Regions from separate parts of the Homo sapiens genome. Here region 2 is linked to region 1. A link is an interaction called in ENCODE POLR2A ChIA-PET data of the cell type or tissue named here. Cell type or tissue: A673. All regions are shown on one strand. Each heading gives the region's core, and the rest is flanking DNA. Links, peaks and the distances in the headings are about the cores only. Region 1 overlaps ERI3 (ERI1 exoribonuclease family member 3). Region 2 overlaps RNF220 (ring finger protein 220).

The links. Peaks named below come from ENCODE experiments on the same cell type or tissue, not always from the same donor. Only the 100,000 strongest peaks of a DNase experiment are listed, where the experiment ranks them.
Region 2: POLR2A ChIA-PET joins it to region 1 with 5 read pairs; 4 of 35 experiments call an interaction of 5 or more read pairs at or near these places.

Annotation. Positions count from the first base shown.
Region 1 is chr1:44,287,694-44,290,607 of GRCh38, forward strand. All of the region lies in intron 6 of ERI3 (ERI1 exoribonuclease family member 3), which reads right to left. Among named protein-coding and RNA genes, the nearest start is that of SNORA110, 37 kb to the left of the region's middle. In A673, for the core only: no CTCF peak of the experiment used is centred there; no DNase peak of the experiment used is centred there.
Region 2 is chr1:44,436,020-44,438,933 of GRCh38, forward strand. The region is part of intron 2 of RNF220 (ring finger protein 220); the gene reads left to right. Among named protein-coding and RNA genes, the nearest start is that of RNF220, 32 kb to the left of the region's middle. RefSeq lists an enhancer at 334-835. In A673, for the core only: no CTCF peak of the experiment used is centred there; a DNase peak (open chromatin) is centred at 1,172.

The sequences.
Region 1 (2,914 bases), core at 136-2,635:
GTGGTTGCCTAAGAAGCAGAGCTGTAATCTGACAATAATTCTATTTCCTTCAATCTTTCTTTCATGTTCCTTATCCTTCATATTTGTGGAAATGCTTGCTGAACTCAGCTATTTTAGAAAAATCACATTAAGGTCTATGAGTGAAGGGGGCCACCAGAAGCAGCAGAATCTACAAAGGAATAAGCCAGGGGGACTGGCCAGCAAAAGGCAGGGAGCCTCGATCTTATTCTCCCCTAGCCAACTGCAGTACTCTCTGATTCTTTTAGTTGACACAGGCCAGGAGTCCTTTTGGCTCTGGCTAGCCCTGGGAGAGGGATGGGCTCTCTCTTTAGCAGAATTTTAAGGGTAGACATAGCTGTAGGCATTTCCACTGCCTAGGAAGGGTCTAGGTCAGTAGGATGATGCCTATTCTTCTCAGAGGAAGACCTATCCCAGAGGGGCCACACTGAGGACAGACCAGACAGTCAGGTTGGATACTCAGCCTGAGATATGGCTCAGCAGCAGTCCTGAGTGCCATTCTGAATCCCATGTCTGACTGATGCACATGGGGGTTAGGCACTATAATTCTCACTCAGGGGCTCTAGTCACTTGCAGGTACACATGCAGTTTGTAGACTCACTCGCAGGAATTCAGGTTGCTGAGTAGTCCTCTGGGTCATCCTAGCCCTGTGACTCCAAGACACAAGCTGTACAAATGTAGCAGGGCCCAGCCCCATCTTCATGAGAGACATAGGGTCAAATGCCAGAACTTGAGCTTGCAAGTGCCTCATGGGAAGACAGTTACACATCTCTACCACACACCCTACCCCAGCTTAGAGAGGATCAAGACAGGAAATCTGTGAGGAAGGTGGGTTAGAGTGGTCATCATCCCTTACACAAAAGAGGAAACTGAGACTCAGAGAAGAAAAGGATTTGCTCAATCATACAACAAGGCAAGGGTAGTACCAGAAACAGAACCTAAAGCTTCTGACTGCACAGGCATAAGCTGTATAGATACACTCAGGGCTCTTTACAGTCCCTGGGAAGGCAAAGCCTGGGCCTTAGAGAAGCAAGTAGCATAGTGGTCACTGCTCAAGGTCACACCTGGGTTCAAGGTTCTTAGGAGCCTAAGGTCGGTGGGTATCAGTGGGTACATGGTTCCACCAATTTCTCAGAAAAAAAAAAAAAGTTCCCCAGGCACAAAGGGTCTGAATGCTGTACATTCCTACCAGATTGTGATTCCAAGAAAAGAGCCACTGGCAGTGGGCCCTGGACTAGCCTGCGGGCACAAACGTGCAGGCAGGTTTATGGTGCCCAGGTCTCCATGCAGCTGGATTCACTGGGCACAAAGCTCCCCAACTGCCCAAACATCATCTGGTCATGCTTATTATTGTTGCCCAATGAAATTTTATGCACCGAGTCCACAGGTGTGATTTCCCCTTCTTTATGAGGGCCGGAATGACATCACTGATGGCCAATAGAAAAGAGCCAATTATGTCCAGGCCATAAAAAGGAATGAGATTTTTTTCAACCAAATCAAAACTTCCTTCAGCTTCATGAATGCAAGAGGCCCCTTTAAGGAAGGGTCCCCCAGTCCTGCCTGTGGGCTCTAAACCAAGGGACATGATTGCTTTCCAAAGACTATGGGTCTAAGGCCAGAAAGGGGGTCCGCCCTTGGCATTTATCATATGATCCTGCTATTACCACACTGGCCCCTCAGGGTCACCTGAAAAGATTAACAAGCCCTACCCTCAGACCCTAACTAGCTCCTCTCTATTCCATCCAGGGAAAATGAGATGAGATACTCAAGTTCCTTTATTACTCCTTTTGAATAACAGAAAAGAAAGCAAAGAGCATTCCCCCTACTTAGAAAGAAGAGAACAATATAGAGGAAACAGGGGTGTAAGAAACTGCCCCTCACCCCTATAAGCACACAGGACAAAGCAAAAGGAGCCAGCCTTCCCCACCCCACTCCTCATTCAGCCCTACCACCTGCAACTGAGCCATACTGGCTGGGCCGAGACAGCCCTGATGGCAAACAGGTGTGGCTAGCCCGGCGCCAGCCAAGGCAGGGGATAGCTCATTAGGGGAACACCCCCCTCGCTAATGGGTATGGCCACGGTGAAGCCCTTGTGAGCGGGAGCTCAGCTTTGAAGATTAGGTGAGGCAGATGTGGGGGAGAGCTGCTAGGCTGAGGCAAGGAAAGCTGCACATCCATTGAGGTCTGCCGGACAGACTGGCAGACAGGCCAACAGCCAGGACCAGCAAAAGAGCAGGCACCATACTGGAAAAGGCGATGGACACTCTGGCTTTCATGCTTTCATCTCTTTAAGACTTAGGGGCAGACCCAACTCAGGGAGATGCATGTCATTCTCACTTTTAGCAGACTCAAACCTTTGAAGAGGAGGGAGACCAGCAGACTCTGGAGGCCTCCTTGGCTCCTTTCTCCCTCTCAAGAAAGGCTGTGGGACCTGGATCTTGGAGTGATGTGGGCTGGCAGTCCTGGTGCCCACCAGCTCCAGGACAGGCACATACTGTTCGCCTGCAGGAGCAAACTACTGTATTCCATGTGATATGCAGAAATGGGGGAGTATGGAGAGGCTCTGTCTTCTTCAAAGTCATCATGGGACCATGGAGGCACAGAAGGCCCAGGCTTGGAGAGAAGTGGGCCAGTAGAAGCCAACCAACCAGCCAGTTGGAAGATCCTGCCACAGGGACACCTGTGAGGGGTGGGTGGGCTTGCTTCCATGCAGAGTTGCCACACTTGCTCATTCCAATACACTCTCAAAGAATGCTGTCCCTAGCGGCCCTGCAGCTCATAACTGCCACGATTTCCTATGCTTCTCTCCAAGTCTTGAGCCTCAGGAAAGGGCCCATTCCCACTGGATCCCAGTCAGGGAGCCCTATCTAGTCAGAGCCTCCATGGGCAGCATGAT
Region 2 (2,914 bases), core at 153-2,652, 150 kb after region 1:
GGAGGAGTCAAATCCCTCTCCTTCCATTTCCAAGTTTAACAGAATCGTCCTAATGTATATGCCTCCTTGACACACAAAGTCCCTGAAGCAAGTTTCCACTTTTCTCTGCAAAAGCTCCCTGGAGCGCAGGGAGCTCTTGTCTTGTATCTAGTTAAATGCCTCGATTAAGGATGTAATCATAGTTGTTTGGCTCTGTAAATCATTTGACCCTCACCTAAAGCAGCCTGGGCCTCTGGGGGGCCCAGCAATGACCATTCTGAATCTGGGAGGACAGAGTGGAGCTGGAGATGGCTTTCACCCTTAGTGGAAAGACAGCCAGTTTTAGGGGGGGTAATATATTTTTCTTTTTCCCTAGGTTTTCTTGTCGAGATCGTGTGTGTGCTCACACACACACATGTGTGAGCAAAAGAGAGAATAAAAAGAAAGAGGAAAAGGCCCAACAGTGTACAGCAACTGCTAGCACAAAGGCCAGGGGAGGGACTTGCAGAGAAAGACAAGGAAGTGATTTTGCCCAGTTTAAATCCCACTTGAACCATGTGGTTTCTGAGTCCTGAACCTTTTGAGGTTCAAGTTGAGTGCACTCTTGACAAAACATGATTTTCTGGTTCACATCAAAAAGGCTTTAAAAGACTTCGAAGTCTTTTCCTTAGGACATCAAACAGTCCACAACAAAGCAGGGTGCTGATGAGATGCGTGCAAATGAACAGATTAAATTCTCTCCTGAGGATTAGATTCTCCTTAAGAAGCATGTGAAGTTGGAAACTTGGGAGATGGGGCAATGCCAAAACATACTCACACTCTTGGGACCCCAGAGCGCCCTCTCGTCTGTTTACCCCTGGCACCTCCCTGGGCCTGGAAGCTGACCTTATTTGTTATGAAGTTCACACAGAAGTGCCCAGGGAATTAGAAACTGAAAACAAACTCTTCAGGATTCTCTATCTTGCCTAAGGCAACACTTATGTCCCCCAGTAAAAGGTGTAAATTAACTTAGAAAAGATAGGTCATTCCTTTGAAAAACTGACAGTTGTTTGGGTGGCTTAGAGCACAATTTTGCTTATTGAACGAGCCTCAATCTTCAGAGAAGTAAGTATTTAGAAGACTACTACTGCCTTATGGCAAATGGAATAGCACGCTTTGGGAGTGGCATAGCAAACCAACCAATGCGGTAGACTTTCTGTTTCCAAGTGAGCAGCTAAAGCTAAAGTCGATTGCATAGACACAGCTGTGGGTGGGCCAACTGCATGAGCACAGTTTCTGAGCCAAGCCGCTAAAATATTAATGATTAGCTTTAAGGAGGAGCAATTCTGATTGAGGCCACTCTCCTGTTAGAAACCATAATTAGCAATTAAAATATATTCTAAAAACTGTTCCAACCAGCAGCTTTTAAATAAATAATTGTCACTGCTGATTGAACTTGTTTTATTTCCCTGTGATTTTTCTTATCTTCCCCCACCCCACCCCGCATAACTTACAACCCTGTAAATGCTCAGTAGCTGTTAATATGAGTCTGTCAATACATTTACCATGGTGACTTGGGCTGTATTTGGCGAGCATTTGAAGAAATCAGTCACTGGTTGGAGGGAGGAAAGACAAGCTGTCGATATCCAGGGAGAAATGCTAATAACCCTGGTGACAAATCGTCCTCTGGATTCTCTAAGGGTTAAGAAAAAGCACCTCTTAGACCTGGGAGCTCAGGGGTAAGGGATGGTGACTTGTTAGGAAGTGCAGACAGTAGCTGTCATGATCTGCAATGTCCTTTTCATTGTCTTGCTTTCAACCTCTCAAAACCACAGATGAGTTCTGGAGACAGACAGGCCTGGATTTGAATCCTGATTCAATCCACTGTGTAACTGTGTGATCTTGCAACCACTGAACCTTCATTTTCTCATCTGTAAATTAAAGATTGTAATACCTGGCCTCATGAGGGGTTGGGAAAGGCCTTAAACAGAGACACTAACTTACTGTTTCTCAAACTCTTCTGGGAAAATACACATATAGAAGAAAACTAACTTCTGCCCTCCAGCATTGCAATCGTGTATACAAAGGATCAACTATTAGAAGTCTTGTTTTTAGCTTAAATTTTTGTAAATTTTGTACTTTAGTTTGTTTTTTTGTTTTTGAGACAGCATTTTGCTCAGTCACCCAGGCTGGAGTGCAGTGTTGTGATTGTGGCTCACTGCAGCCTCAGACTCCTGGGCTCAAGTGATCCTCACACTTCAGCCTCCCAAGTAGCTGGGACTACAGGCACACACCCTTACACCTGACTAATTAAAAAAATTTTTTTGTAGAGATGGAGTCTCACAATGTTGCCCAGGCTAGTCTCAAACTCCTGGGCTCAAGCGATCTTCCTTCCTTGACCTCCCAAAGTGCTGGGATTATAGGAGTAAGCCACTGTGTCCGGTCTGTACTTCAGTTTTACTTTGTCAAAATAATGTTTTAATATGCCTATCATTAAGTAAAATTGGTACTCTGGTACGATTCATTAATTCGAGTACTTATTGAATACCTACTAGGTGCCAGGCAATTTTAGGCCCTCCGGATACAGTAATGAATAATACAGGTAAGGTCTAGGCTCCCATTGAGCTTACAGCTACATCAGCCAGGGAACCTAGTACTGGATGTTTCTTAGGTGGCCTGTGACCCATTTAAGGAGACAAAAACCCTATACCAGAGAATCCTATGGACAACCTCCCGCTGGCTATCTGCCATGATTTTTAGAGGAGAAAGAGAATAAAACACATAGACAAAAATCATTAGTATTTTGGTATGTATCATTCCAGCTTCCTTTTAATGAGTAGATAATAAGTAGATCAGTGTGTTTTGATATAAGTAGGGTCATACCAAATGCTGATTTGTTACTTTCTTTTTCACTTTTTCATTTATTACAGATACTACTGTATGTCAACATAAATCT